Linked DNA regions of Homo sapiens: region 2 is linked to region 1. A link is a loop called in an ENCODE intact Hi-C map of the cell type or tissue named here. Cell type or tissue: sigmoid colon. All regions are shown on one strand. Each heading gives the region's core, and the rest is flanking DNA. Links, peaks and the distances in the headings are about the cores only. Region 1 holds the start of LOC105375549 (a long non-coding RNA gene). Region 2 has its middle 9.6 kb from the start of OR6B1.

Region 1 (16,532 bases), core at 3,214-11,213:
CCCATTGAAACTCAAAATTGCCCTTAGTTGATGAGAGGAATGGGCAAAGTCATTGCCATCGTGGAGGAGGACTGTCTGGTGAAGCTTTCCTGGGTGTTTTCCTGCTAAAGCTATGGCTGACTTTCTCAGAGCACTACAGTAATAAGCAAATGTTATCATTCTTTGGTCTTCCAGAAAGTCAACAAGCAAAACACCTTGAGCATCTCAAAAAACTGTCACCATGGCCTTTGCTTTTGACCCATCTGCTTTTGCTTTGACTGGACCACTTCTGCCTCTTGGTAGCCATTGCTTTGATTCTGCTTTGTCTTCAGGATCATACTGGTAAAGCCATGTTTCCTCTCCTGTTACAGTTCTTTGAGGATATGCTTCAGAATCTTGATCTCACTTGTTTAAAATCTCCATTGAAAGTTCTTCTCTTTTCTGCAGCTGATCTTGATGCATCCCATCAAGTGGAGAGTTTGCTCAACTTTCATTTTTCAGTCAGAATTGTGTAAGCTGAACCAATTGAGATGTCTTTGGTGTCTTCTCTTCTTTAATTCACTACAGATATTTAGATGAGTATTTCTTTTTATCATTTTAGGATTTGTTAGACTCCCTGGATCTGAGGATTGGTGTCTTTCAAGATCTCTGGAAAATTCAATCATTTCTTTCAATAATAACTCTCCCACAATCTTTCTATTATATCTATTTGAACCTCAGATCAGATGTGTCTTAGGTCTTCTCACTATATGCTCTATATCGTCTATCCTTTTTCATATTTTCCATCATTTTTTCGATTTTAGACTGAATTATGAATAATTTCCTCTACTCCAGATCCAGTTCAGTAATTCTTTCTTCAACTTTGTTTAATCTTCTATTTAGTCTCTTCAATAAATTTCTATTTTGAACTATTTTATTTCAATTATTTTTTAATTTCTAGTTTTGATTCTTTTTTATAAATACAATTATTTTCTGTTCAAGTTTCTAGTTTCTATTTTATTTTTCAAATGTACAAAACATGGCTATTCTATGTTCTGTGACTAGTAATTCTGATATCTAAATTTTGCCTGTTTCTGATTCTCTTGTTTGTAATGGCTGTCTTTCATTGTGCTTTATTTCCTGAGTGTTATGTGGTTTTAAAAATTATTAATGTGAGCTTCTCCTTTCATGTGAATTTTTGTCCTAGAAATTATTTCTAGATACATTAAAGTTAAATTTCTCTAGAAAAGATATGCATGTGCATCTTCCAATTGAATACATTAGCAAATTGGGACCACCTCAAATTATTTGCTTAGGGTTTTTGAATTCACAGATGTAGCATGAATTAATATTGCAAACCTATATGGAAAACTGGTTTGTGATTATTCATTCTCATTGATCTTTTTCCCCTTCATCTTTCAGCAGGGTCAAGACAAGCAAATTGCATTGATTTCTTCTGTGACATGAATTTACTTCCTATTTACCTTTACCCTGTTGGAATACCCCTTTGGTGTGTGAGCTTTGTGCTGGGATGTCATTTTTAATTATATTCTTTTTGTGAGCTTGGTCTTAATATCCTAGGCTGGAAACCCCATAGAGTCACTCCCCATACATTCTCCAGGGTTTTGTGGAAGCATTGTGGTGAGAGCCAGCTTTCATGCTTGCTTCCTTCAATGTTTCCTGCTTTTAGTTTGTTTCTGGCTTTGTGTACTCTCTACTTTCCTATCATTTCATTGATGAATTTATAATATTTTGTGTATATATGTTGTTTGCATCAGTAGTATGTTTTGGGACATTTATCTACATTCCTAGAACTAAAACATTATTTTTAACACCTTATTAAAGTTAGATATTTGCATGTGTGATTATATATCAGTATATCATAAATGTACAGCTTGATACATTTTTACAAACTGAACACAACCTTGGGCCAGCACCTAAATTAATTAAGAGAACATTACCAGTAACCCAGAAGTCGCCTTTGTGTTCCTCTCTAGTCACTACCTGGCCCAAGAGTAAATATTATTCTAAGTCTTAATATCAAATATTAGTTTCACCTGTTTTTATATTTATGTAAATATAACAATATAGTATGTACTCTCTTGTTTCTGGCTTAGTTCACTACAGTATGTTGGTGAGATTCAGCTATATTGTGAAAAATGCAAATCATTCATTCTCATTGCTGTACCATATTTCATTGTGAATATGCCACAATTTATTTAAACATTCTACTGTTGATGGTACCCAGCTGATAGAGAGCAGGGTGGATTAGAGCTGAGAAAGCAGGGAGGATAGGATTTGAGTAGTTTCCAGTTTTAGACTACCTTGGATGGTGACACTTTGAGGATTCCAGTACGTGTCCTTCAGTGAAAATGTGTATATTGGGTACACACCTAAAAGTGGTATTACTGAATAATAGTCTTATTTTGCGTTGCAAAATAATACTTGTAACATTTTCAAAATCCAAAGTGTCTAAAGAAAAAAATTACTGCTCAACCCTCCCCCACTTCCTGAAGTAGCCAAATTTGTCCTTATGTTTTCTGTGCTTAAACATAAACACGCAATTATAGAATTTTTTCCCTGCAAAAAGTAGGATCATACTTTTATTGCTGAAAATATACATTAAGACAATTTCTCAAGGTATGAATTGAGCTCATTTTAAAGAATTGCGTAATATTTTTGATATGGATTTTTAATTGTTCATTTATTCACATGTTTCAGAATATTTACCAAACTTAGTATCTCAAAAGTTATTTGAATACTTTCAGGATTTCATAGCAGTCTTCGTTACTCAGAGCTACTCCAGGCAGAACATTAGAAAGGAAAACAAACTCAAGGGGAAGTAGAAATAAGAAAGGATCCAGCATTTAAAATTTAGCTTATAATGTGGTGTCTGAGACTGAGAAAGAGGAGATAGAACCAGCTCAAAATTTGAGGAAGCAGCCAGACAGGGTGGCTTATGCCTGTAATCCCAGTACTTTGGGAGCGGAAGCAGGAGGATCACTTGAGCCCAGGACTTCAAGACCAGTCTGGGCAACAAAGTGAGACCCCATCTCTACAGAAAAAAAAAAAAAAAAAAATACAAAAACTCCCTGGGCATGATGGCGCGCACATCTGTAGTCCCAGCTACTGGGGAGGCTGAGGTGGGCGGATCGATTGAGCCCAGGAGTTCGAGGTTGCAGTGAGCCTCGCTCCACTGCACTCCAGCACAAGACCCTGTCTCAAAAAAAAAAAAAAAAAAAAAAAGGTAAAATTTGAGGAAGCATTAAAAGAGCATGAAGGAAGGAGAAAACTTACTTACAGCACAGGAGGTGTGTAATTTCATCCATTTTCTGCTTTAGGCTGCTGTTTGTTTTTTTGAGGAATGATCCTAAGGATTTTCTTTCTTACCCCATTTCATCCATCCATCCAGTGGACATTACAGAGCACCTGTTTGTGACCTAGTTGAAGTGGGGAATAGAAAGAATAAAATAGAGTTCTTAACCTATGCTTCCTGTAGTTGGAGCAGTTGAAATGAAACCCTTAATTTATATGGGATGTCGTACCCTGTCCCTTTCACCACTGAAGCCACCTTCCCCTGGAAGGTCCACTCTGGACACTACACTTTTGTAGTAAGGGAGAAAGCTTTGTGATGGTCTCTTCCAGAGAACAGTTTGGTCCCAGGACAACCCTTCCTTAGGTACCCAGCAAACAGGGGCCAGGGCAGTGAGGGGTGAGGAATCTGGAGACAGGACAGGGGCCATGCAAATCTCCCTGGGGCCCTGGGGACCAGCCATAAAAAGAGATGAGTGGTTCCTCCAGGTTTTACAGTTGAGCTCTCCAGGTTAGATGAGTAGATGCGAGTGCAGGACCTGGTCAGGCATAAAGCCAGTTCCTGCTCCATGGTCAAGTCTCGTGTTCCACTCAAATAACATGGATCAGAACTAGCAACAAAGTTCTCCACAGGGAGAAATCATATTTGTAGAGAAGCCGCTGCCAGCTGCTTGGGTGAGGATATTTTATGTAGTTTTTTAGTTGATTAAATTTATTTTTATTACAAAATAATGCGTGTGACTATTGAAACGCTAATGAGGTGTATCAAGAAAAAAATAACAAGTAATCCACTTTCCTGTCTGAAGTAACTGGTTCTAATAGTTTATCTTCCATACAATTTCTGTGTTTATATAAGTACATATGAACAGTTTTGAAGTTTTTTTTACACAAAATGGAACGTTTTTTACTATGTTAGATGTTTATTTTAAAAATAATATATAAATATATAGATAGAGGCAATATATAAGTAGATTTATATAAGTAGATTTAACCCATCCTTGGAAATAGTTGTATATTATTTTACACAGAGATCATCATTATTTATCCATCGCTCCCTTGTTAATGAACAGTCTCAACGATTTACTTTGAAACAAATCGTCCTGCTGCACTCTGAGGGCGGGCGTCTGGGTCTCCATCCCGGATCTGGGGCGGCATCTTGGGGTAGAAACTGACACAAAGCCGGGCCTCTGCGGTCCGGGGGCGGCGGCCAAGCTCCGCCTCCACCCGCGGCAGCCAATCAGCTCCCGGGGACGCCCCAACCCCCAACCGTCTGCACTGCAGCCCACCTCCCCCCACACGCCTCCTCCTAGCCACTTCACTACCAATTTGCAAATTCCCAAGGCGTCTGCCCCAGCGCCTTCCCACATCTCTGTGGAAGACTCCCCACTCCAAAGTAGCCTGGTGTGGAAATTGCTGGACGAAAGGGTGAGTCTCGTCCAAAGCTGGTTTCGGGGACCAGACCAGGCCCGGGCACACGGACCAATTCAGGGGCGGCTCCCGATGCAGTCCGCTGAGGTGCGGGTGGGAGAAGGAGGCACTGGGTCGGGGTCCTTGGGGAGCGCGGCCGAGGGGGGCGCACGCGGGGCTGCCAAAGTGGTCGCGTTTTTGGCCTGGGACCCCCTTGGGTTTTGGGTCCAGGGAGGTAGATGTCTTTCAAAAAGGGTTGCCTGCGCTTTCTCCATTGCTGTTTCTATTTCAGCTTCTTTCTACCAGTCTCTTATTTCTTTCATACTGCATTTCTTCTCCAGGAACATAACCAGCAACATATTTTATTTTATTATGAAATATATTTCAAAGCTACGCGCAGGAGATAATATGACAGATTTATTATATGCTGACATTTTATCACCTTTGCTTCAGCGCTCCCTCTCTTCCTCCACCCCCCTTTCTTTCTAAGAAATAAAACACTTAAAAACCCCTTCCCCCCACCAAATCTCATGCCCCCATCCTGAGAGGTAAGTTAGCTTGCATCCCTTACCTTGTATATTTTGTCCTTTATTATTAATGTTTATTTTTAGGTATGCGTTTTTGTTCTGAATTTAAAATTTTTGCACGAGATTCAGTATTACAGGGTTTTAACTTGCGGTGCTGTTAGTCCTGACATTGCAGACCCGGAAGGGACTTAGTGAGTGCCAGTCACTAGCCCGCTTCATTTAGCTGAAAAATCTGAACACTGGAGAAGATAAAAGATGTGCTCACTGTCTCTCAGGTGGGCCTTGACTTGGCAGAATCTTGAATTCAGGTTCTCTTGATTTCTCTCCCTGCCATTTCCTTTACATAAAACCTGCCGCGGAGCTCACCTATCTACATGGCCTTCTGACTTGTTCCTAATGATCCAATTTGGAGAAAGGGAGTTGAAGGGAGATGGGGAAAGGGAGTATGGCTTGGGTTGGGACTCAAACCCCAGTTAGGATTAAAAGGTATGCATTTTCCTGAAATATGAAATATTGAATTTTAGGATGATTTGAATATTTATTTATGAGGCACTCATCCAGTCTTACCGTATACCAGACATTGATTCAAGAACTTTACAAGCATAAACTCACCTAACTTAAGCCTTATAATAAGGCTTAGTATAGGTATTACTTTTCTCATCCCCGTTGTATAGGTAATAACACTGAGGCACAGAGGAATTAGGTAACTTCCCCAAAGTCACACCGTTGGTAAAGTGTAGCTCTGGGATTTGAATCCAGTCCACTTAGTCTGGGTCCCTGTCACCACCCTGCATTTCCCATGCTGGAGCCAGCACCTGTGAGAAAGGTGAAGTGGCCACATACACAAGAGAGAGGAGCAGCTCTCAGCTGATATCATAAAGGAAAGAAATGGGGAGCGGGCACGATGGTGGCTCACGCCTGTAATCCCAACACTTTGGGAGGCCGAGGCGGGCGGATCACTTGAGGTCAGTGATTTGAGATCAGCCTGGCCAACATGGTGAAATCCCGTCTCTACAAAAATAAAAAAATTAGCCAGGCGTGATGGCGGGCGCCTGTAATCCCAGCTATTTGGGAGGCTGAGGCAGGAGAATCTCTTGAACTCGGGAGGCGGAGGTTGCAGTGAGCCGAGATCGCGCCATTGCACTGCAGCCTGGGCGACAGAGCGAGACTCCGTCTCAAAAAAAAAAAAAAAAAAAAAAAGAAAAAGGAAAGAAAGAAATGCGATTTGAACTGTACACCGAAAAATACATTTTGGTTAACTATTGTTTGAACTGTATATTATTTTTAATTTACAAAAGTAAGACACGTAACTGCAAACAGTGCAGAGTTATATAAAAAGTTGCACCTCTCCTATTTCTCAAGTTAAACAATATTAATGGGTAGAAATGTAGCCTTCCCTTCTCCCCACCATAATACAAATATATACGGGGTTTGTTTTTCCTATAAAAACAAAAGCATATTCAACAATTTCTACAATTTGTATTTTCCCCTTGGCAATATATCACGGTATATTCACCGACTAAATGGAGATTCAAGCTCTTCCTAAGAACTGAATAATACTAAGCAGAATGTTTGTCCCACAATTTGCTCAGCCTTTCCCTTACTAATGTAGAGTCAGAGAAGTTTGTATCTTTAATGAAACAGCCGTCCACACTGCCAGGATGGGGTCTCCAGGCGTCCCTAAGCCACAGCAATGCCAAGCCACCAGGGCCGGCGACACAAAGAAGCGCTGTCCCCCGCCAAGCGCCGCCCCCTGGAGCTCCCACTCCAGCCTGGGAGGAAGTGGGGAGGAGGGGACTCCCGTGGAAACCCCTCCTCTCCTCCAGCTCCAGCCTCCTCCCCGCTCCCAAATCCCGGCTCGGTCGCCCAGTCACTGGTACAGGGAAGCCTCTTCCCTGTGCATTCCTCTCTGCGCCAGGCTCTGCCCGCTCCCACCTGCCCCCGTGGAAATCGCAGGGTGACCTGGTGAGTGGCCCTCTCCAAAAGCCTGGCAGGCTGGAGAAGGGGCCAGCAACGGTGGACTCGGCCTGGGTGCTGCGGGGGGGAGGGCAGGGCGGGAGGCCGGGGCGGGGGTGCGGGGCGCGATGGGTGCGCCGTGGGTCTGGGTGTGCCGAAATCAGAAATCATCGGGGACAGAGAATCCCCTTTGTGTCCGTATTTCTGCTGGTGATTTTCCTCTGCGCTTGGGTCCCGCATCCCCCTGCCGCATTGCTCCTCCTCTCCAGGTTCTGACATCTGATGTTTGTGTGTGCTTGCTTTGTGTGGTTGAGTTACCTGAGGGCCTGACCTAGAGAACCGCGTCTAATCCGCTGCTTTGTCGGATGAGAAGGCCCGGGGCTTGAGCAGGGTCGCGGGTAGCTGGTGACAGAGCATTACTTGTGGCCTACTGTCCTACTGCCCTTTGATCTTTGTGAACACTGGCTTTGGGACTGAGCTCTATCTCCCACTGGCACTGGCCCCTGGAGACTTGAGTGAGCGTTCGTGTGTGTGTGTGTGTGTGTGTGTGTTTACGCGCATGGAGGAGCTCCCCTCCTCCCTGCCGGCTGCCCCCCACTCCCCAGCCCCCTCCCTTCTCAGACGTCACCGTTGTGCTCTTTGCAGACTGGCTTTGGGCCTGGGAGGAAAGAAGAGAGTGGAGCCCCGCCAGACTCCAAGCTGAGTGCTGACAGCCTCTGGGAGTTTAGAACATCCCTTCTCACACACTGTGCATTTGATAGAATACTCCCTGAGGCACGCAGATCAACAGCTGGGGGGTAGGCAGCGCCCACATTTAAAAAGGTAATAATACCCAGGTCTTCTCACTCCTGGGCTTGTGCTCCTCAATTATGTCATCCTCTTGAGTGACCTAGGAGAGAAGTGAGAGAATAGGAGTAAGAGAAAGACAGAGCCTCTGGGGAACTTGAGAATTAAGAAGGCAGTTCGGTAAGGTAGAAATAGAGGACTAGAAGAAGCAAAGACTCCAACCCTGCTTACTCCTATGGGGATGGTAGAGGGGCTGAATGGGGAGGATCACAGGAGGGGCTTCAAAGATGGTGGTAAAGGTCTATTTTTTAAGCTGAATGGTAGGTATATGGGAGTTTGTTTAATTTTTCAGATTGTTTTATTATTACCATCTATATCCCTCCACATGTATTCCATATTCTTACAGGTGTATGAATTAAACAATCTTAAGTGAAAAATAAGACTGAGCTGGGAATGTCTAGGACAGAATTCAAAAAAGGGGTTGAACTAGCCCGATGTCTTGGAAAAGACACTGGATATAGAAAGGAAAAGAAACAGAAGGTTCATGAGAAAAAAACAGCATGAAGGAGAGAAGACCTATGGAATTGAATGTGTGTAATATAAACCAGTTTTCGAGGTCAGGCTAGCTAGTTGCTGAAAAAATGATCCTGGGTTTACCCTTATACCCTCATCTGTCATTTAATCATCCAGACATGGAATGTCTATTCATCCAAAGAATAAAATGTATACTCTGGCCTCAGACACTTACTCTAGTTTCAGGATTTGAAATCACACTACCATACGGGATATGGGTGGTGCAGCATCCAGCATGGCCCTCCATCCACCTGCCCTTCCACGCATCTCTCAAAGGGAAAACCAGGTTTACGAGCCATGGCGCTGCTCTGTGGTGGGAGTGGAAGCTCTGCTCTCTCCCTGAGTTACAGGTTGTGCCTTCAATACTTTCTGCTTTGGAGTTGGCTTTGGTTCCAGCAAGCTAAAAGGGGCCAGAGGTGGGCCCAGGAGAAAGAAAGCAGGAAGCATGGGAGGGGTTAGGGAGAGAAATGAAAGGACATTTCCCCCAGGTTTTATTCATTTGAGCTCACCAAGCTTGGAGGACAAACATGGATTCGGGCATAGAGAGGGAGCATTTGGTTCAAAAGTCAAGTGATGGAGTCACTGATAGCTGGTTAAAGTGGGGACACAACCAGCTGCAGAGTTCAAGGGACCCCCATAGAGGAGGAAATCAAATTTATAGATGGGCAGATGCACAACCTGATCAGAGATGGAGGAAGACCTTTTAGGTCCAGTGAGCCAGGATCAGTTGATCAGTCTACCTCATCATGTAAAAACTGTACCTAATCTTTTAATGTGTGTTTACATGCTTAACTGAATTTGTATTAACTCGGTGTTGTTTCTCATTGTAGTAGCAATACATACAACAATTCAAAGGATGCAGATTTGTATAAAGACAGAGAAAATGGTTCACCTCTTTCCTTCCTAATGTAATCAATGTGATTATGTTGAAATGTGGCCTCCATAGATTTTCAATGCATATAAAAGCCTGGTATGTAACAGGTACTTATGTATTCCTGGTGCTTAAGAGTATGGACTCCAGCACTGGGTTTCCTGGATTTGAATCCTAGATCCACCACCACTTAGCACCTGTGTGATTTTGAGCAAATAATTAATTCTCTGGGCATTATGATTTTGGAGTTTTTGTTTTGCCCATCCATAAAATGGGGATAGTGATAGTAAATATCTCATAGGTTTATTGTCAGCATTAAATAAGTTACAGAAATCACGTGTAGTAATGCCAGGAACCTGGTAAGCATTGTGTTGTTACTACTACTAATAATAATTACTACCACTACTAATTACAACTATTACTATTATCTTTGCCCATACAAAAATGACTTCATGTTCTGCATATCATAGTGACTTGAAATTTTCACTTGAAATGTATCTAGGACATTCTTCTAGGTGGATGTAAAATATATTCAACTCATCCTTGAACTAGCTCAGAAAACAACTAGTGAGACAGATATGTGAGGTCCCTGTTCTGCTTGTACTCGTGCCAGCGTTAGAGGCAGCAGAGGCTGAGGGAGAAGGGTTCTGATGGGCAACTCTTTAGTGGGTGTGTGTGGATAGATGGCTGGGGACAGTGCTACAGGGTCTTATGCTGGGTACAATGGGGTATCTGGGGGCTATGTGGAAGTTGGATAGGTGTGGGTTTGGGTTAGAGATCCTGCACCCACAAGAATCAAAAATGGTTCTAGGAAACATTCTTTGTCATTAGTCTATCTGTCTGTACTTCTAGGTTTTCATTTATCTCCCTTTGTAATTTTGTGTGGCAGTAAGCATCCTGTACGTATATCTTTGATACTGCCCTTCTTAGTTCTGTAAGAACGGTTATTAGAAGAAAGGTTGTTGGGTCTAAAGATAGGCACACCTTTGAAGCCAAGTAGGCACCATAAAATTGTTTTTGAAAAAGAGCGCAGACATTCTCCGTCATTCCTGCCGATTGTGATGGTCTTTTAAGTATTAAACATTATTAGCCTTTCAAATATTAAACTTTACTAGCCACCTTTGTCTTCTTCATCTTCATCTCCTTCCCCTTCTTCTCCTCCTCCACTTTCTCCTAGAAAGAAGTATCATCTTTTTTAACAATATTATGAGCAACACATGATATATTTTCCATTACTTGACTACTAGTGAGATTGAGCATTTTTTCCACACAAGTGGCCATTTATATTTTCTTTTCTGTGCCATATCTTCTCTTAGAAGGACAGGATTTCCGTAGATAGAAAGATTTGGGAGAGGGAACAGAATGGAAAGAGATTAGGAAGATAATCTAAAATGAAAACAGGGCATGTCCAAGGGCGCCTGGCAGACGGGATGCTGCAGGGAGAAAGGCAGCAGGAGAAAAGGCAGGAAAAGCCAGGGAGCAGCCAGCTCTGCAGGCAGTCCACACCAGGAGGCAGTAGATGGTCCCCAGAGACCAAGGTGGAGCTTTGAGATTAAATAACATGATTAGAGTGGTTTTAGAAAAGTAAAGGTGGGAAGAGGTCTTGGTAACTTAGAAATTGGGTCGGTTGAGTCCAGGCATGAATTACTAAGGACCTAAACTAGGTTAATGGCAGTGTGATTGGAAACCATGAACAAGGACATTAATAGGACTTGTGACCAGCTGGATATGGCAGCAGCAGGGAGAAGAGACATACTGTGACACTGTGCACTTTGCTATCCTGATTATTTGTGGGCATCAGGAGGAGCAGGGAAGAGACAAGCTTCTTGCTTACCAAATGTTCATATCAGTATCTTCTCAATAGTCCCCTGAGGTAGGTAGGTCATTAATGCTTCTGTTTAACTACTAGAAACGTTGAGCTTATGTAATTTGCCTTAAAAGAGCTCACTTAGAGGGAAATTAATAAATTCAAGACTTTTTTAGTTTAGAGACTGGCTATAAATGGCCAGTATGGTCTTGAACTTGTTACCTCAAGACTGGGGCTATTTTATCCTGGCTTGTGGAAGGCCCACAGCCTGTGTGAAGGGCTTTCTCAAGGGTACACAGAGATATATGAGAAATGAATGTAATAGTAATTAGCATTAGTGTTAGTGTTAGTATTAGTATGGTACCAAAATATGAAAACTATTAAATCAGAATCAATACATGCTCAATTCAGTGCTTGTAAAATCTATGTTAGGTTAAATTGTTTTTCCACTGCAAGAATTCTCTATTATTCACATGCTTAAATTAAATGGTTTATTCTTAACCAAATAATTATAAACATATACGTTTATGCATATAAATAATACTTATGAAAAGGCATTTAACCTATGTTATTTCCCTTAATCCTCAGGACAAGCGTATATGGCAGATATTATTATTCCTATTTAATTAATAATGAAACTAAATCTGAGATGTGTTGTCCGCGTCTCACAATTGTTAAGCAACAGAGCTGAAATTCAAACTCAGACTGCCATAACTCCAGAGCCCAAGTTTATAATCAGGTTGCGTATTATGTTGGGAGTGAGCATATTATCTGACAAGGGAGATAGACAAGTAGTAAGGGCCAGTGATTAAATTGTAAGGGCTGTCTGCATATTCCAAGAGGAGGTCAGAAAAGGACAGAAAGTAAGTGGTTCTAGAGGTTGGATATAAAGAGGTTACCTCGGGCCGCACTGACAGAGGTGGTTCAGCCTCATGGACTGAAGAGCAGTGATGTCCTGTGCTGCTGAGTGGTCACTGAGGATGAGACAACCTGCATGACCTGACCATGAAAACACATCTGTCCTTGGAGGAAGTGTTTCAGTACAGTGCTCATAGCAGAGGTCAGACTATAGAGCATCATTAGTGGGGATCTCATTGTGAAGAAGCCGAGGATATTTGTGAATTCACCTCCACACTTTTGTCAGCTGCATCCCAGGTGCAATTAGGATGCTGCAGTAATTGCATATCTTGTTACCTTCTGCTCCTGGTTATGTGAGACTTGCATTTAAACCACAGAGGACTTCCACTTTCCTCTTACCTAGCCTGTGGCTTTGACCAAAGAACCTTTTCTGAAAGCCCAGGCATTTCAGATGGAAGTTCTGAGTTCTCCAAGCTGGGATTAATCTGATTAGTGTGGGAGCCAAGAGGGATGGAATGGGCTGGGAGCACAACATGCCGCACCACTGTATGAATTCCCAGCAGCTGCTGTAGCAAATGACCACAAATGGGGTGGCTTAAAATAACAGGAAGACATCATCTCACAGTTCTGAAGGCTTAGAAGTTTGAAGTCCAGGTGTCAGCAATGTGGCGATTCTGAGGCAGAATCTGTTCCCGGCCTCTCACTTAGCTCCTGGTGTTTGCCAGCAATTCTTGGTCTTCCTTGGCTTGTAGACTCATCGCTCCAATCTCTGCCCCCATTTTCTGATAGCATTCTCCCCTGTGTTTCCAAATGTCCTCTTACAAGGACATCAGTCATTGGACTATGACCCATTTGAATCACATATGACCTCATCTTAGCTTGATTACATCTGTGAAGACCTCTTTCCAAATAAGTCCTATGGGTTAGGACTTCAAAATATCTCTTTGGGGGACACAATTCCTTGCTCATTCTTTCATTCTGTTTGTTTCCTTCTGTGATGGAAAAGTATCAAGCTCTCTAAGTTTGACTGCAGAATTTAAGAGGAGAGGGCCCATTGGGGTCTCCTGGACTTCAGACACTAACACCGAGTGCTTAAATCATTTCCCAGTGTCAGCCTCATCTGCATAGTGGGAAGAATAGCCCAGCTACTGGAAGAGTGAACTGCTCTATTTGTTTCTTTGTTTATCCATTCTTCGCTAAGCTGAGCCTTTGCTTTCTTCTCTGCAGAAACCAATAGAGCCATGGCGACTCCCTCTGCTGCCTTCGAGGCCCTTATGAATGGTGTGACAAGCTGGGATGTACCCGAAGATGCTGTTCCATGTGAACTGCTTCTTATTGGAGAGGCTTCATTTCCTGTGATGGTGAATGACATGGGCCAGGTCCTCATTGCTGCCTCCTCCTATGGCCGTGGCCGCCTGGTGGTCGTGTCCCATGAGGACTACTTGGTGGAAGCCCAGCTCACGCCCTTTCTCCTGAACGCAGTGGGGTGGCTTTGCTCTTCCCCTGGGGCTCCCATTGGTGTACACCCATCCCTGGCACCTTTGGCCAAAATCCTCGAGGGCTCTGGAGTGGATGCAAAGGTTGAGCCAGAAGTGAAAGACTCCCTGGGGGTTTACTGTATTGATGCCTACAATGAAACCATGACAGAAAAGCTGGTCAAGTTCATGAAATGTGGTGGCGGCTTGCTCATAGGAGGACAAGCCTGGGATTGGGCCAACCAGGGGGAGGATGAAAGGGTTCTGTTCACGTTCCCTGGGAACCTCGTGACCAGTGTGGCTGGCATTTACTTTACTGACAACAAAGGGGACACGAGTTTCTTTAAAGTCTCCAAGAAGATGCCCAAGATCCCAGTGTTGGTTAGGTGAGTATGTTACCCCACTGGGGAGTTGGCTCCAGGGTTGAAAAGCAGACCCAGTTCTTATCTTCAGGTTGCTCCAAGGCTAACAGAAGAGTGCTCCCAGGCACTCAGATATGGAATCACTACATATCAACTAGATTTTTTAAATGCCCTGAGACATAGGAGGGGCAAGGTCCTCACTGCCCCTGTCTTCCCAAACCAGACCATTTAGCTCTTTGATAATTTGAACTTAATGGTGGCTATGGTCCCAGTGTCTTGCTTAATCAAAACTGTGCTGTTGGCCCCAACAGTTGGCATAGTTAATCCAGATGGTTTATAGGAGAGGTTGCTTTCAACAGGAATGTGAAGAAAAGGAAAACAGGCATGAAGGACCCCATGAGCCAAAGCCTAGAGAGGTGTGGGGAAGGTTTTGAAATGTCTATCCAGATGAGGTTAGGATGCAATAGGAAGTAGAAGCCTTCAGAAGTTAAGATATCAGAAAAGATGGTTCAAGTTATATGTGCTAAATCTAGGATTTAGGAGGGGCAAAAGGTTGATGATCAGTAATGAAGGAGTCAGGTGATGGGTGCAGGAGAGCCTGCACTGAAAGTTTTTGGAGTGTACTGCCCTGCCTGCTTTGCTCTCACTGCACTCCAGCACCACATATAGTGCCTAACAGATAGCAGGTCAGTAGGTGCTCAGTAAACATCTCTTGCATGCATGACTGCATGAATGAATGAGAGGGATTATAAGCTGGATTAGTCCCGGGAGCAGAAAAAGTACATTAGGCCACTCTCTATGTTGTATATTAAAACTCTCAGCATTCTCAGAACAAACAACACTGATATTTCTGACTGATGGGAATGGAGCAAGGTAGGATTGGGTGAGGACGACACACCAAGGGTACTACGAAGGTATGGGGAATGAGCTATGACTTCTCCTTGGCATGGGACTTTTAGGGAAGTTTTAGGAAGATCAACCAGAATAGTTAGTCTACTATGTTTTTGGACAAAAAGATGACTCGTATCATTTTAGCCCAAATATTGGGCTTCTGCAAAGGAGTTCAAACTCTCTGTTCATTCATCCATTTATTTAGCCAGGGTTTATTAAACATATTATATATCCCAGGCATTATTTCTTATTTCAAGAACCTGATTTGCAAAGATCTGAGAATTAGGGGCACAGGAACATCTCCAATTACAAGACTTGGAAACAAAAGTCAAAAACCAAGTAACTGTTGTAGGAAGAGGGTTATGCTATCATTGTTCATAAAACCTGGAAACCTGGGATCTATAACCAGTAATGGCACAGTGTGGCACTAGCATGTCCTTTCAATTCTCTTTTTCTCTCTAAAGGAAAGTGGTGGCATAGAAGCTCCTACTGTCCCTTGTAGGACATTTTTCAGTCTACAGTGATCTCTGTATGTTCACAAAGTCATCAGAGATGCATAGAAAAGAACGCCGTACAAATGGTCATACTCTAAATGCCCAAATGCTCCCATAAATTTGGTTTGAAAATACCCTCACGAAACCTGAATTGACCAGCCTTATAAATTGATGCTATCCATGCCCCCTTCAGTTTGAAAAATGGTGAAGGGATATTAGACACAAAAGAGACTTGGTTGTAAGTTTATTTATAATAAGGATCTTGCACATCCTTGGAGGTCGTTGCTGGTTATTGCTGGTTATATGTTAGGCATATATAGAATCCTAATTATAGGTTTTAGGTCAGAATCAATGCCCAGGCATGGTGGGGTGAATGTATTTACCTAACTCCTGCTTTGTACTTCTTACTATATGCTTAGCCATATATACTAAAATTGTTTTAACTGATTTTCACAAAATAGAACTTTTTAGAGAGTGAGTACAAGTGGCAAAATATGCTGTTTTATAAGAGAGATTGCCAAATCACAATTGTTTTCTTTTCCTTTTAATGAACATTTTTCCTTTTTAATTTTAAAATATGTGCTTCTTGGGAAAAAAGTAAAATAATTCAGAAGCATACAAAGTAAAAAGTGAAAGATCTTTGTCCTCCACCTCATCCTCTGCCTCTCGCTAATTCTTTTCTTCCCCCCTTCCAAAGAAATGATCACTGCTAATGGTTTGGATGGTATCTTGTCTGATGTTTTTCCTACATTTATGTATTGGGGTTAGAGTTGGGAGAGCTGGACTGGTAGAAAGAGACACAGAGAAAAAGAGAGAGATCTGCAACTTGCTCTTTCACTGACTATATCCTGAGCGTTTTTTTCATATCCCTGTAAAAAGATGGGCATCATCCTTTTGAAGAGCATCTTGCATTCAGTTGGATTGTCCTGAAATTCATTTAACCATTTGCCTATTAGCACATTAATGTTATTTCTATTTTTTCTTATAAATAATAATACAATGACTATCTTTTCGCTACCACCCCTAAGCTTGACATACACCTCTTCATTTTAAAGACTTGGTAATTTCCGTTTAGAAACATCTTATTTTGGAAATTTTCAAACACGTAACAGAAATAGAAATAGAACAATGAGCACATGTACTCATCACCCAGGTAATGGTATCAAATCACACCCCACCCACTCCTTAACCTTTCCCGTTTGTTTTGAAGCCAATCTCCAACAGTGTGTCATTTCACCCATAAAATAGTATATCT
Region 2 (16,532 bases), core at 2,766-10,765, 110 kb before region 1:
ACCTCCACACTTTGGCCATTACAACTCGGTTTTAGCTGTCAATTGTTATTGGGCAGACCCTGAAGGTCATTCAGAGGTGAAATCTTAGGGCCTTCTCAGGCCTTTTCTGAGCATGCATTCTGCTCTGGATATACACCTGGCTTTCTTTGTTTTCTGGCATACACCTGAGTTATAAAAAAATCCCTTATTTTCCAATGTACCTTCTTCCCCAACCTATTTTCTTCCCAATCTTTTCTGTCTGTTGCTTGTTACCACTTTTATCCCTAGACCAAGACTGCTGCAACCAATGCTTTTGCTTTTAACTGCATTCAGCAAATGGTACCTAGGAAGCTACCCCAGCCCTGGGAAAACTTCCATTCAAGAAACACAAAGGTAAGCCCTTTAGTTGGCTTCCAAATGGTTAGAAAATTGTAACCAGTTTTCTTTGAGAATAAGGTTCATATTGCTCTTTCTCACGCACATTGTTAAATCTGTGCCAGAAGTGTGGGTTGTTATCTTCACAGCTGACACCAATCTGGGAAGTGAGCGAGGATAGGTGGGTAGTTTAAATGCCCAAAACTCTGTTACTGCAATGTGGCAGCTTCTGTTTTCATTAATCTTCCATTGTTTGTTTTAAACTTTTGGCTAGAATCCATAGTTAAACAAAAGCTAATTCTGACAGTTTTTGCCATCTTATTAGTTGTTTTTTGTTTTTTGTTTTGTTTTGTTTAAGACAGAGTCTTGTTCTGTTGCCCAGGCTGGAGTGCAGTGGTGCAATCTCCACTCACTGCAAACTCCGCCTCCCAGGTTCAAGTGATTCTCCTGCCTCAGCCTCCTGAGTAGCTGGGATTACAGGCACCGCACCACCATGGTGGCTACTTTTTGTATTTTTAGTAGAGACAGAGTTTCACCATGTTGGTCAGGCTGGACTCTAACTCCTGACCTCATGATCCACCTGCCTCGGCCTCGCAAAGTCCTGGGATTACAGGCATGAGCCACCATGCCCGGCCTTGTTAGTTGTTTTTATGGAGCTATGAAGAAATGGAATTCCTTACTTCATTTTTTTAATGGTGTGTTTTTTATACTTATATGTATATGTGTGTGTGTGTGTATATATTTACTTTATATATTGTCTTTGCCACTTGCAACCTTGCCAAACTCCTTTATGTCTACAAGCTTTATCGTAGAGTCTTTATGTTTTATGTATATAATAACATTGCCTGAAGTTTAAAATTGTTTTATTTTGTTTCTTTCTCATTTGTATCCCTATTATTTATTTTTTCCTGACCTTATGATTTTGGCTAGGACTCTCAGTTGAAGAGAAATGATGAGTATAAACATACAGGTCATTTTTTCAATGTTAGAGGAAAATTAATCTTTCATAATGTTAGCTGTTGTTAGCTGCAAGTTATTCATTAGACACCATCCTTGGTTAAGAAGTATCTTCTATAACTAGTCTTTTACAGTCCTTGTCATTAATGAGTATTGAATTATATTTACTGTCTTTTCTGCATCTATTAAGATGATGAATTGGTTTTTCCTTTTAGTCTGTTGATAAATGAAATAACATTGATTAGAATTAGTTTTGGATGTTGAATCAACATTGCATTTCCTGCATAAACTCCCCATGGTCACAATCTATTATATTTTTGTAACTTGATGGACTTGATTGGCTAACATTTTATTAAGAATGGTTGTGTGTCCATGAAGGTTATTGGACTCTTTTGTTTTTGTTTGTTTGTTTTGAGACAGGGTCTTGCTCTGTTCCCAGGCTGAAGTGCAGTGACACAATCATGGCTCACTGCAGCCTCAAACTCCCAGGCTCAAGTGATCCGCCCTGTAGGGAAAAGAAAGAGAGATCAGACTGTTACTGTGTCTATGTAGAAAGGGAAGACATAAGAAATTCCATTTTGACCTGTACCCTGAACAATTGCTTTGCCCTGAGATGCTGTTAATCTGTAACTTTGCCCTAACCTCTTTACCCTAGCCTCTTTGCCCCAACATTGAGCTCACTAAAACATGTGTTGTACGGAATAAAGGTTTAAGGGATCTAGGGCTGTGCAGGATGTGCCTTGTTAACAAAATGTTTGCAAGCAGTATGCTTGGTAAAAGTCATCGCCATTCTCTAGTCTCGATAAACCAGGGGCACAGTGCACTGCGGAAAGCCACAGGGACCTCTGCCCTGGAAAGCCAGGTATTGTCCAAAGTTTCTGCCCATGTGATAGTCTGAAATATGGCCTCGTGGGATGAGAAAGACCTGACCGTCCCCCAGCTCGACACCCATGAAGGGTCTGTGCTGAGGAGGATTAGTAAAAGAGGAAAGCCTCTTGTAGTTGAGATAGAGGAAGGCCACTGCCTCCTGCCTGCCCCTGGGAACTGAATGTCTCGGTATAAAACCCGATTGTACATTTGTTCAGTTCTGATATAGGAGAAAACCCACCCTATGGCAGGAGACGAGACATGTTGGCAGCAATGCTGCTTTGTTATTCTTTACTCCACTGAGATGTTTGGACGGAGAGAAACATAAATCTGGCCAACGTGTACATCCAGGCATAGTACCTCCCCTTGAACTTAATTGTGAAGCAGATTCCTTTGCTCACATGTTTTCTTGCTGACCTTCTCTCTATTATCACCCTGCTCTCCTACTGCATTCCTCCTGCTGAGATAGTGAAAATAATAATCAATAAAAACTGAGGGAACTCAGAGACCGGTGCTGAGGGAACAGAGGGCCGGTCTCCTGGGCCCACTGTTGTTTCTCTATAGTTTGTCTCTGTGTCTTATCTCTTTTCTCAGTCTCTCATCCCACCTGCTGAGATATACCCACAGGTGTGGAGGGGCAGGCCACCCCTTCACCCCCCATCTCAGCCTCCTGAGTAGCTGAAACTACAGGTGCACCCCACCACACTTGGCTAACTTTTTTGTATTTTTGTAGAGATGGGGTTTGCCATGTTGCCCAGGCTGGTCTTGAACTCCTGGGCTCAAGCATCTGCCTACTTTGGTCTCACAAAATGTTGGGATTACAGGTGTGAGCCGCTGTGGCCAGCCTCTTTTCTTATATATTTGGTTTTGTTATCAGGTAAATCTGGGTTCATAAAATAATAGTCAGTATTCTTTTCTATTTTCTGAAAGACTTGTGTAGAAGTAGCACTATATTATCTTTTTATATGTGGTAGAATTCATTAGTGGAGGCATCTGGACCTGGATTTTTCCACAAGGAAGATTTTTAACCATAAAATCAATTGCCGGCCGGGCGCGGTGGCTCACGCCTGTAATCCCAGCACTTTGGGAGGCCGAGGCGGGCGGATCACGAGGTCAGGAGATCGAGACCACGGTGAAACCCCGTCTCTACTAAAAATACAAAAAATTAGCCGGGCGCAGTGGCGGGCGCCTGTAGTCCCAGCTACTCGGGAGGCTGAGGCAGGAGAATGGCGTGAACCCGGAAGGCGGAGCTTGCAGTGAGCGGAGATCGCGCCACAGCACTCCCGCCTGGGCGACAGAACGAGACTCCGTCTCAAAAAAAAAAAAAAAAATCAATTGCCTTCATAGATAGGGAGTCAGGCTACCTATTTTCTCTTATGTGGGCTTTGGCAGCTTTTGATTTTTCAGGAATTTAACTATTTCACTCAAGTTCTTTGAATTTTTGGTATAAAGCTATTAAACTATTACCTTAGTGTTGTTTCTAATGTCTGCAGGATCTGTAGAGATGTGTTCTCTTTAATTGTATGTGTCTTTATTTGTGTTTTCTCTCTTTGTTTTGATCAGTCTGACTACGGATTTTTCAACGTTATTGATCTTTTCAAAGCTTGCTTTTGATTTCATTGAACTTCTCTACTATTTTTCTGTTTTTCTGCATCATTTTATATTTTATTTTGTTTCTTCTGCATCTTCTGTCTTTAGTTTTATCTTTTCAGTCTAGTTTCATAAGGTAAAACTCTGAGTCATTGATTTGAGACACTTCTAACAAAAGCGTTTAGTGCTTCACATTTTTCTCTAGGCTCTGTTTTTTGTTCAATTTGAAATATGTTTTCTAATTTTCTTTGTGATTTCCTTGACTTATTGATTAGTTAGAAGTATAGAGTTTAATTTTCATACATTTGGGGATTTTTCCAGAGGTTTTGGTTTATTCCTTATTTCTTATTTAATATCACTTCCTTATTTCTAATTTAATATCATTATGTTAAAAGAAAATATTTGTATAATTTCAATTTCAAATATGTTGACATTTGTAGTCTTCTATTGCTGAGTAGAATTTTATAAAAATGTCAATTAGGTTAATCTAGTTGATGGTGTTGTTCAGGTCGTCCATATTTGCTGACTTTCTTATCGTTTACTTGATCTATCAAATACTGAGAAAATTATGTTAACATCTTCACTAATAATGATGGGTTTGTCTATTCTTTCTGTATTTTTAGTGCTATTATTAAATTGTTAAAATTATTATATTGTCTTGAAAAATCAACTCCCTTATTATACAATATCCTATGTTAATTCTGGTAATATACCTTCTTATGGGAATTTATTAGAAATTATTATAGTCACTCCAGCTTTCTGACATAGTGTTGCATGGTAGATCTTCACTATCTTTTTACATTTAATCAATTTATTATTTTATATTAAAAATGAGTTCATTGATTGTAGAGAGCACACAGTTGGGTCTTTCTATTCAATTCTATATGTTGTTCTCTGCTTTTTAATCATTGTGTTTTAGATTATTTACCTTTACTGCTATTAGAGGATGAAGGTGTATTTAGGTGTACCATTTTGCTATTTGTTTTTTTTGTTGTTGTTGCTTTTGCTTTTGTTTTCTTTTTCTACACTTTTGCCTTTTTATTAATTAATTTTAATAATTTCATCTTATACCTAATATTGGCTTATTAGTTATACCTTTGTTTAAATGTGTTTACTAGTTGCTCTAAATTTTAAAACATAACTTATTTTTATTTTTATTTATTTTTTTTGAAACGCAGTTTTGGTCTTGTCACCCAAGCAGGAGTGCAATGGCGTGATCTCAGCTCACTGCAACCTCCGCCTCCCAAGTTCCAGCAGTTCTTCTGCCTCAGCCTCCTGATTAGCTGGGATTACAGGTGCCCACCACCATGCCAAGCTAATTTTTATATTTTTAGTAGAGACAGGGTTTCGCCATGTTGGCCAGGCTGGTCTCGAACTCCTGACTGCAGGTGATCCACCCACCTCGGACTCCCAAAGTTCTGGGATTACAGGCGCGGGCCACCGTGCCCAGCCTAAAACATAAATATTTAGTCTATCATAGTCCAATTTTAAATAATATTATAGTCCTTTACAAAACATGTAAAAATATTACAACGGTTCACTTCCATTTTTTTCCCTCTCATCTTTGTGCTATGGTTGTTGGCATTTATTTCTAAGTGTGTTATAAACTTCACAATACATTTACTTTTACTCCACAATACAGTTACTACTTTTACTTTATTCAGTCAGTTCTTATTTACAATTAATAAAAATAAATCTTTTTTGCCTTCATTATTTTTGCCATCTCTGGCACTCTTCATTTCTTTTGTAGGTTCAAATTTCCATTTGGTATCACATTTCTTCTTCCTGAAGAACTTTATTTAATATTTCTTGCAGTGTACTCACATGTGATAAAGTACGTCAGTTTTGTTTATCTGAAAAAGTATTCCATGCTTATATTTGAAAGAAATTCTCACTGTGTATAGATTTCTAGATGAGAGTTTTTTTCTTGTCAGCATTTTAAAGGTGCCCTCCTTTGTCTTATGCTGTGCCTCATTTCTGATGATAAATGGGTTGTAATTTTATCTTTGTATGTGTGTATAATATTTCTTTTTCTATACACATCTTCAAGATTTTATTTTGGTATCTGAGTTTTGGCAATTTGAATATGATTTTTTTCTCTATCCTGCTTAGGATTCTCTGAGCTTCTTGAATCTGGGATTTATTTCATTGATTTTGCAAAACTTTTAGCCATGATATCTGAAAATATTTCATTTGCCTTGTTACTCTGTCTTCTTCTTAGACTCAAATTAAACATCTGTTAGATTGTTTTATGTTGTTGTACAGCTTGTTCTATTTTTATCCACTCACTCTTCTCTTTTTATTCCAGTTGGGATAATTTCTGTTTCCATAACCTCATGTTCACTGACTCTTCCCTGTGTGATAGTCTTAACTCCATCAAAGAAATAATCTATTTTTATGTTGTTTTTTTTTGTTTCTAGCATTTCTATTTTACTTTAAGAAACAGTTTTATTGCTCTACTAAAATTTCTCATGTTCTCATGCACATTGCTTATGTTTTCTGCTATATCCTAATTATAGTTAGGGTAAAATTCCTGTTTGATAGATAGATCCAGTCTAGATCATTCCTGGTTCTGATTCTTTTGAATGCTTTCACTTAACAATGAGTAAGTATTTTCTTGCTGCTTTTGAAATATAATTTTTATTAAATGCTGGAAATTGTTGGTAAAAGAACAGTAGAGACTAGGCTATAGAGTATTTATACTTAAAAATGGGGTGCTGGTCCTTCTGTCAGACTATGTGTGTAAGTGGTTGAGGTGTTTTGGGTATTGTTACTATAATTACTTGCAGTGCTCCACAGATTTCAAATTCTTCTGACCATGAAGAATGATGCTTTGTTGAACCTAAATAGGAGATTTTAATCAGTGTTCCTGCTCTACCCAAATTTTACCAAGCGTAGCATTGCCTTTGTAATACAAGGTATCTCCATACTTTGGCTTCTTTCCCGGAAATAGGTGCTGTTGATTTTTTCTTGGTGCAAGGCTTGTGACAGGGGCAAAGATATCCTTGTTTTCCCTGATCCAGCCTCCATCCTAGTCAGCCCCTATAAACCTGAGACTTGGGAAGTGGTGTTCCTACCTCATCTCACCAGTCATGGCAGCCAGACTCTACTTTTTATTTGTGACTGGTCATGGGTGGGAGTTTCTGCCCTTATCCTAGTGGACTCCTAGTAGCAGGGCAGGATCCTAGCTTGAATGGATTTCTACCTCTTCCCTAAGAGCAAACTGCTTTTACTTCTACTTTTCCCTCAGTAGCAACTCACTTTTGTCTGGACAAGTGGCAAGAAGGCTTTCTGACCTTTCTCCAGAGGTAAACAAATGTTGATTTTGTTTGCAAGGCTTATGGTAGGAGCTGAGAGATTTCCCATCCTCCTTCAGGGAAGAAAACATTTTGCTTCTATCTTGGTTCTTTAAAGATAATTTTATTTCTTTCTCTGAATACTTTAAAAAGAAAAATTGTGGTTGAGCGCGTCGGCTCACCCCTGTAATCCCAGCACTTTGGGAGGCTGAGGTGGGTGGATTGCCTGAGGTCAGGAGTTCGAGACCAGTCTGGCCAACATGGTGAAATCCCGTCTCTACTAAAAATACAAAAAAGTTAGCCAGGTGTGGTGGCATGCGCCTGTAATCCCAGCTACTTGGGAGGCTGAGGCAGGGGAATTACTTGAACCAGGGAGATGGAGGTTACAGTTAGCTGAGACTGCGCCACCGTACTCTAGCCTGGGCGGCAGAGTGAGACTCCGTCGCACCAACCCCACAAAAAAATTAAAAAATAAATTATAAATAAATAAAAGAAAAAGAAAAATTGTGTTACCTTTGGTTTGCAGCAGTTTTACTCTGATATACCTAGGTATGTTTCTATTGTATTTTTCCCGTTTGAGATTTGTAACACTTTATGCATCTGTGTTTTGATGACTGTATTAAATTTTTGAAAATGTTTTGCCATTATGTCTTACAAATTTCTTTTTCCCATTATCTTTCTTCTTTCAGTTAGAGTCTGCAATTACAAGTAGGTTAGACCTTTTCATTATGATCCAAATGTTAAACCTTTTTAGCGTATCCCATAAATCACTAATGCTGTTTTAAATTTTTCTTCTTTTTTTATTTCTCCCCTGAATCAGGTTATTTTCTACTGACTTATCTTCTACTTCACAAATCCCCTGCAGTTCTCTCTAGTCTGCTATTGAGACTGTTAATTTTATTTTAAAAAATTAAATTTAAAAACACCATTTGATTCCTTTTAGTAGACTCCAGATTTTTGATAATATTCTCCAACATGGTTTCTCTTTTCTTAAACATGTTAATATGTTAATCAGTTATTTTATAGTTATGTCTGATTGTGTCAATGTCTATATTTCTTTGGAATTGTTTTTACCATGAATCATAAAACTGAAAAATGCCTTAAAACCAATGTTACTGAGTCTAACAGTGGTCAAGAGACTAAGAAAATGGGCAGAACTTATGGTAGACTCAAAGAACTGAGAAAGCAACAGCTACCTTTCTGGGCTCATTAAGGAACAGATCTTTTCTAAACATCTATATGGTCAGCTGGGATTTCTAAAGTATTCTTCTCTGGGAGTAAGAAGAAATTACAAAAATAAAAATGCTTCATAAAGAAGCTCATAGATAATTGCCTGATAGAAGTCAAATAAATCCTCTCTTGAGGAGGATAACATTATGTAGAGCCTCAAATTACTCCTTCAGTTTTCCAAACACAGTGTCCAACACTCAATCAAAAATTACCTGTCATGAAAGATGAGATTCAAACACTGAAAAAGAGATTTTATTTATGTTTTTTTTTTTTTTTTTTTTGCTTAGGAAGCTCTTTAATTTTTCATGGCAGGTAATCTTTGCATAATTCTACATGGCTTCTAAAATCAATATTTTGAATGTGGAGACAATAGGATTTGCTTATTATGGATTGAATATGTAATGAGGAAAATGGAGGAAACAAGAGTATAAAAATTATGATGCCATATATTAAGATAAGAAAGAGGAATATTTTGGTGAGGGGAGTAAAAGTAGAGACTTGCTTGCATATGTGAAAATCTAAATAGAGTTATCAAGTAGGCAGTTGGATACTGGAGCAGCGCTGGATGTGTATAATTTGGGAGTCCTTAGTGTTTACTGATATTATAAAATTAGATGAGATCAACTTGGGTATTAGTGTACTTGGATTTGAGATTGTATTTGAATCCTTAATCATCTAATATATAGACATCTAGAAGAGAATGTGGCTTCTGCACAGGAGTCTGAGAACTTTCTGATGAGGTAACAGGAATTCAAGGAGAATGTGGGATCCACTGTGTCATATGCTGCTAGAGAGGCCGAGTGAGATGAGGACTGAAATTGACCATTGGTTTTAGCAACATGAAAAATTCTAGTGATTTATACACTAGCTATTTTGGACGAATGGTGGGATCAAAATCTTAGTTTAGACTGAGTGTTGCAGGAATCAGGAGGACAAGAGAGACCACGGGGTGAATACCAGAGGATCCTTATTGAGTGCACGCAGACCCAGCAGACTTAACATCCAAAAACTGGGCCAAGAACAAAGACAGCACTTGACTTACATACACACCTTTGAAAGGGAGTGGGCTAGCTTGAAACAAGCGTACAGTAGCATGAAGCGTAAAGGCATGAAAGCAAGGATACAGAGGCAGAACAAAGGCAGTTAATCAAATTGTGACAGGTGCATAACCCAGAATTACACATGACCCTTGATGCACAGCCCAGATGGCTGTTATCTAGGCTTTGCTCTAGCATCTTGCATGGGCTTATCTCATAACCTTCGCTATGACACCCAGGTGGCTGTTGCTCAGGCCTGCTCAAACAGCTCATGACCTTCACTGTACTGCTTAGATAAAACAGAAAATTTGAAGTTACTAGTTGCAGAGAACAGAAATCTATAAACTCATACCATAAGAGAAAAGAAAATTTGTTTTTCTCCTTCCTATGTTGAGGGAGTGCTGGGAGAGTCTCCAGAGCACATTCCTTTGTGTCCTAGTTTCTCAGATAGTGTTTATTGAGGCTTTTCCTGGGTCTGGGCCATGTCTGTTGCTGCCTCTGGGATAAGTCAGCTGAATACAGGAAAGTTTGTTTCTTTTTCTTTTTAATTTTATTTTTTCTTCTTTAATTTCCACCTCATGGGCAGTGATTGAAGGGGAGAACATGGGAATGAAAGGTGCAGTTAGTTCCTTCAGGGAATCTCTATGTAAAGGAGCATAGTGAAATGGGACCATGTCTGTAAGGTGATACATAATGTGATCTATTTTTTTAAATCTAAAAATGATTTATTCTCAAGTGGTAGGTGTGATGTGGTCTTAAGGAGGTTCATTTTTCCTTCAGATGGCAAAGGCATATGAAATTTGTGCTTATGGAAATGATGCAGGAGAAAATGAAAAATTTATGATTTAAATAATTCAGGTAAAAATACATTCAGGTTTTGTGGGGTATGAAACAGATAATTTACGAGGTACCCTTTAGGGAAAGGAACATAAAATAATAAACAAAGATTGTATGAAAATAAACATTTATTTAGAGTGTAAAATGATGGATAACTAAGTTTTATAAGGTAGAAAATACCTTAAACATCAAAAGTTTATAAAAATAAAATATTTTTATCTATTAGATGTCTGACACAACTCTCTAAATCTCTGCTCCCTATGTTTTGGCTACCTATTATTTGATCACATTTTCATGACAATAACTTTGTAATATCACTTTCGGGTTGATTTTGGAATCACAGGAGGTGAGTAATTTGCTCAGATGTGTAAGCCAAATGGAGATAAAAACCAAGACGAAGAAAGACCACCTGTAAAGTATGAACTTCCTGCTGAGTTCAAATAAACAGGGTTGTGATGCAGGAAGAAATTGTTTAGGATGGCCTCCTAGAGGGAAGTGCTTAATCAGACCTAATTAAAACTTACTTGTTGATGCTGGGCTCCATCCAAGTCCTCATCCCCTGTGGGTGGCAGCTTCATTTTTAAGTTATCACTTTGGCTTTTATTTCTTTCCTTTCAACAGAGAGAAATGTACAGCTTTTTATTTTTCCATAAAAGAAGTTTATTTGGAAAAGTCAGCCTCTTACACAAGGTTTTGTATCTAATATGTTCATTCTGTCAATTAAATGCATTGAATATAAGAAATATTTAGTTTTTGTTTTGGTCCACCCCCTCTTTTATCCTGATGTAGAATCTACTTCTACTTCTCTACTTTTCAGGTCAGTGAAATGGGTCACATAATTTTTAGCTTTGTGTGGAGAGTAAGTATGTGTCCAATAATTCTAAGTATACCATGATTTTCTTTAAGGCCTTCTCAGAAAAAAGAAAAAAAAATAGTCATTAAAACTAGGCACACTTAGCAATTTCTCTCATAACCTTATCCTTATCTGCTTGCTTGGTGCCACATTTTTCTGGCCCTCTTTAATTTGCAAAGATTCAAACTAAAAGTGAAAGTAAGCAAAACAAAACAAGAAAAACCCCACCAAACACACAGAGAGTATATCTCACACACAGCACTAAGCTAGAATCAGATATAAATGAGACCTCTGTGAATCAAAGGAGAAAACTTTCACAAAAAAGATCCAATAGTCTCATGATTTAACCAAGGCTTTGGGAAAACCTAAACTGAATTCAACTGATGTTTGAAATATGTCTACATTTAATTGGATGTGCTGTATTTACTAAGAAGTCACAAATACATAGTTTTGAAATTTTTAATACTAACCTTTACAGTGAGAAAAATAATACCAAGTGATTTGAGCAGGGGCAATAATTTATAACCATTCAAAATCTGTCTTTAAACAGGGGAGCAAAGTAGTATTTTAATAAAAACAACCCTTAAGTACTTATTTGACTTCTAATAAGTATCCCAAGAAATGGTACCCAAGAAGTGTCGACAAGTACAATCTGGCTAGAACAGCCAAGATGCTTCCAAAGTTTTATGCTTCAAATTTCCTAAATATATAGATAGCAGAACCATATGCCAGAAAAACTACTGATGCTGGAAAAACATATTCATCAGCATTTTATAAAATCTCCAACTTTCAACCAACGTTTCTATTCATAAATCTTCCAGTGACCATATCTGACAATACATTACAAATGCCAAAGAAGCAAGATTACTTTTAAATTTTAAATTCATCTCAAGTTAGTTATGGTTTTTCTTTTTAACACAACACTCAAAATACATGAATTCAGCAGAATTATTTTAAAAGTTCTCTGAAGATTTCTAAAGACTAAACTGTAAGGCACATGTTAAAATCTTCATGACACTGTTAAAAGCTAAGATTAAAACAAAACCTACTTCCTTCCCTCATCCTTTACCATCAACCACCCCCTCCCCAAAGCATATGGCATTTTAAATTTAAGCTATTGGTAAGGAGTGAAACAAAAATTCCATCAATGAACACCTGGTATGGTTTCCACACAAATGTCTGTTATCTGCATTGAGCACCACTGGTAGATCCCAGGCCAGGAGAATATTTTCAGATATCTTGGGTCATGAACTGCTCCATTTACCCTTTAGCTGAATGGGTACAGCCTGGACTCTCCTCTTCACTGGGGCCATCTTCTGTACCTTTCTAGTTAGGGGAGTCCTCTTCTTTAGTAACTACTTTGGACTTCTCAGTAACATCTATGCTGTTCTTCTCTTTTTACTTTCCTTTTCCTGTTTCTCTTCTGCTTTCTATTCTTTTACCAAAAGTTGATAATTGATACCTATCACCTAACAATGAAGAGCTAGACACCTGCAATAATTAAGATTATGCCATATGCCCATATGTCTATTTGTAATTTCAATAAGTCATTGAGATTACCTAAAAATGGTGGCCCCAGGGGGACACAGCAGCATCCCACACAGCAGCATCCCACAATGGTAAACCAAACCCACAGTGCTGGAGGACCTCTGGGTCCAATGAGGTCCATCAGTATTTCAAACAATATGGAACTGAGCCACTAAGGTAAATCCAAAGAATCCCACAGAGACACAGAACTCAATATAGCTGGTGGATAAAGGTGCTAGCAAATGGCACATTCCGTTCATGATAATGGAAGCAGCAAAGAAATACTGAACTTGAGAACTTGAGGCCTTATCTGCTTTGTGTTGGCTGCAAGTCCCATAGAAGGCCTTGCTGTGTGTCAACAAAAGCCAGAAGGGAAAGAAGGAAGGCAGACTTCTCCTGGAGTGATACTGACTCTTGCCATCATTACTGAGAAAGGCCAAAGGTGTAAAGAGTCCAGAAAAATGTGAGCACATTTCCAGAGAGGTACAGCAAAAAAAATCTCTCTGAGTAAACAGGGATGAGTACAAGAATGTATTAATTGTTTGGAAGATTAATCATTTCCCTTCTTTTGGGTGTCCTCCAATAAGATCTGTATTGTATCACCTGCACCTTTTTTGCATCTGATTTTTCAGCTTCCTGAAGGAATTCTTTAGACCTCTTTCCCTGCCTTTGTTGGCTTGGACCTTATTGGTCACATCGGGTCTCCAGCTACGCAGCAGTTTAGCAGGGAAGCCCCCAAGAATTAGGAAGCTTCCTCTCCATCCGTAGATACCAAAGAAAGCCTTACTGAGGAGGCCAGCATAGAGAGGCTGCCTGCCATGGCCAGTCTGTTGGCCAATGGTCACTTCCTATAGAAATGCTTGCCAATCATGGTCAGAGCTAGGTTCAAGTTAAAGGAAAGCCCAAGACCTCCAATGATTCCTATACACAAGTAAAGTTCCTGTATAATGCTACAGAAAGAAGCCACAATCAAGCTACAGCCTGACAAGCAACACCAACAATCATGACTGAACAACTGCCAAATTATTCACCAGGATACTGCTGATGAGACCTCCACCATACATGACAGGCAGCATGATGGAGCATATCTGTGACACTTTGCTGGTGGTGGCATGGAGTATACCTTCCATCTCTTTGAAGAAGACAGTAATATATTTGAGAAATGCTAAGAGAAGTTGATGGAAATGAAAGCTTCCACTACGACTGCCCACCCCCAACATCTGTCTGAAGGGGTGTATCCAACTGAACTTCCAACTGCTGGTGGCATTTTAAGTGTAGAAAAATTCCAGCTTGCAGCACTGAGCATAGGAGTGAGGCAGTGGCAGGGGCTGGAGTTCTGCAGAGCCCAGAGTGACGCTCACATCCTTCTCTTGCTGCCTCATTGGCTGGTTCAAGTACCCACGTGGCCAGTTAGTCAAGTCGCAGCTTGCCACTTTTTCTGGTTGAGCTGGAGTGGCTGCCTTGTCAATTTGCAGTCTTTTTAAAAACGCAATTATCTACTCAAAAGGCTTTAGTTTGCTACCTATCCTATCACAACTTAACTTTCATGCCTCCCAGCATTTTATTTTAAGCCATCCTAAGTTGTTCCTACCATTTTTTTTTTTGAGACGGATTATTGCTCTGTCTCCCAAGCTGGAGTGCAATGGCGTAATCTCGTCTTACTGCAATCTCTGCCTCCAGGGTTCAAGTGATTCTCCTGCCTCAGCCTCCCAAGTAGCTGGAATTACAGGCAACTGCCACCGCGCCCAGCTAATTTTTAGTGGAGACGGGGTTTCACCATGTTTGCCAGGCTCATCTCAAACTCCTGATCTCAGTTGATCCACCCACCTCGGCCTCCCAAAGTGCTGGGATTATAGGTGTGAGCCACCGCATCTGGCCTACATTTTTGTTAGAGTTTTTACAGTCTTCATGAAGGGTATATGGGTAATAATTTTATTGAACTTTTGCATATGGAATTGTATATATCTATAGCCTTTAAAAATGAATGATGGCTTAACTAGGTATGCAACTTTTATTTAACAATATGTTCACTCAGGATTCTATAGAAAGATGTTATTGTCCCTGTCATCTAATATTTCAAAGACCGATTCTAGCTGTCATAGGCTGAATTCCAACCTGGCCCGCAAGAGTCTCACTTCTTGGTGTACATGTCCTGTACAATACTCTCCCCTTCAATATGAGCAGGACTTGTGACATATGATGGGATTTCACCCCTGTGATAATGTTACACTACATGGAAAAACAGAATTCGAAGATGTAATTAATCAGCTGAATTGGATTTACACAAAAGGGAGATTATCCTGAGTGAGCCTGACCTAATCAGGTGAGAACTTCAAAAGTGTCCAGACTTTCTTAGCCATCAGAGAGATTTGACACAATAGAGATTCTCCTGTCATTCTTGACGAAGCAAGCTGCCATGTCGTGAGAGGAGTGGGCCATGGGTTAAGGACTTGAGGGTGGCCTCCAGGAGCTTAGAGGAGCCACCAGCCAGCAACAAACAAGATAATGGGTACCTCAGTCACACACATGCAAGAAAATGAATTCTTCCAATGACTGGTGAGTTTGAGAGAGGACTCTGAGTCCCAGATGAGATCACAACCCCAGCTGATACCTTGATTTGAGCCTTGTGAGACCCTGAGTTCAGAACTTGGCTATGCTTCTCACCAGCAGGAATGTTAAGATAAAAAATTTGTGTTCTTTTAAACTTATAAATTTATTACAATTTGTTACACAGCACTAGAAAATTAATGCACTTGCTTAACATTTTTCTAAGTGACTTTTCTGTTTTGTTTGTTTTCTGAATCTTTATTATCCTTTCATTATACTTGAAATTCAGTCATTTTTACCAATATATCCATAAATACTTTTACTTTTCTTTAATTTTCAGGTACATGGCAAGGCTCTTTCATCTAAATAACAAATTCTTCCTTTATTTAAATGACATTTTTATAAATTATAGTTAAACGTAAAAAATATTTTTATTCAGTCTTTTCATCAGAAATACTAATTATCCATATGTTGTTTCTTTTTTGTCTGTATCAGTTATCTTCTTTTGGATTCCAAACAACAGATTAACTTTTCTATATTATTAATTTTTGCTGTTTACTGCTTTAATGTCCTTTTAAAATCTGAAATAGTTTGTGTGTGTGTGTGTGTGTCCCTACTTTACCTGGAATCCTTAGCTCCTTTTGTATCTCATTCTGCTGTCCTATCACCTCGTCTTTCATTGACCTGATGTGTTTAATTTTCTTGCAAGTACTATGGTCACAAATTATTAGATCTATCAACATTTATTCTCCTCTTCCTTCTTAATATCAGAAGCTCTGATTGTGTTTTAGGCACATGATTACTAACAGTAACACTTATCACCTTTGAGTATGTATGTGGCCAAGTAACTAAGTTTAACTTTGCCAGCAGAATTTGTGCAACAATTTTTTTTGTGTGAGTTTTTTAAAAGGTCTCTAAAGGAAGTGGGTATGCTCCTTCCTCTCTTCTTTATTTTTATGTATTTATTTATTTTTTGAGACAGGGTCTCACTCTGTCACCCAGGCTGGAGTACAGTGGCATGATCTCAGCTGACTGCAACCTCTGCCTCCCGGGTTCAAGCAATTCTCCCACCTCAACCTTCCAAGTAGCTGGGACTACAGGCATGCACCACCATGCCCGGCTAATTTTTGTATTTTTAGTAGAGACAGGGTTTCACCATGTTGGCCAGGTTGGTCTGAAACTCCTGGTCTCAAGTGATTTTTCCCGCCGCCTTGGCCTTCCAAAGTGCTGGGATTACAGGCATGAGCCACCCCACCTGGCCTCTTCTTTATTTTTGATGGACAGCATGTGAATGTGTTGGCTGAAATTCAAGCCATTTCTTGAACTATGAGGTAGAAGTTATATGCCTAGAATAGTGCATTAGAAACAGAAGAAGCCTCAATTCCTATAACTTTAAGTTAGGCAGGCTTACCTTGCCTAAATCTAAATTAATGTCTA

What was found. Hi-C counts contacts between places; a loop is a spot of excess contacts. Peaks named below come from ENCODE experiments on the same cell type or tissue, not always from the same donor. Only the 100,000 strongest peaks of a DNase experiment are listed, where the experiment ranks them.
Region 2: it touches region 1 in a loop (5-fold over the local background); 2 of 110 quality-filtered maps call a loop at or near these places.

What each region holds. Positions count from the first base shown.
Region 1 is chr7:143,873,373-143,889,904 of GRCh38, reverse strand. It overlaps TCAF1 (TRPM8 channel associated factor 1), which reads left to right. Exons shown (of 9, transcript NM_014719.3): 2 at 13,283-13,916. The coding sequence starts at 13,297. It overlaps LOC105375549 (a long non-coding RNA gene), which reads right to left and starts at 4,454. Exons shown (of 3, transcript XR_007060574.1): 1 at 4,355-4,454; 2 at 3,260-3,398. RefSeq lists enhancers at 4,640-4,699, 4,730-4,779. In sigmoid colon, for the core only: no CTCF peak of the experiment used is centred there; DNase peaks (open chromatin) are centred at 4,584, 6,944 and 7,814; H3K4me3 peaks cover 2,836 bases; H3K27ac peaks cover 537 bases.
Region 2 is chr7:143,982,425-143,998,956 of GRCh38, reverse strand. It overlaps the pseudogene SLC16A1P1. Among named protein-coding and RNA genes, the nearest start is that of OR6B1, 9.6 kb to the left of the region's middle. In sigmoid colon, for the core only: no CTCF peak of the experiment used is centred there; no DNase peak of the experiment used is centred there.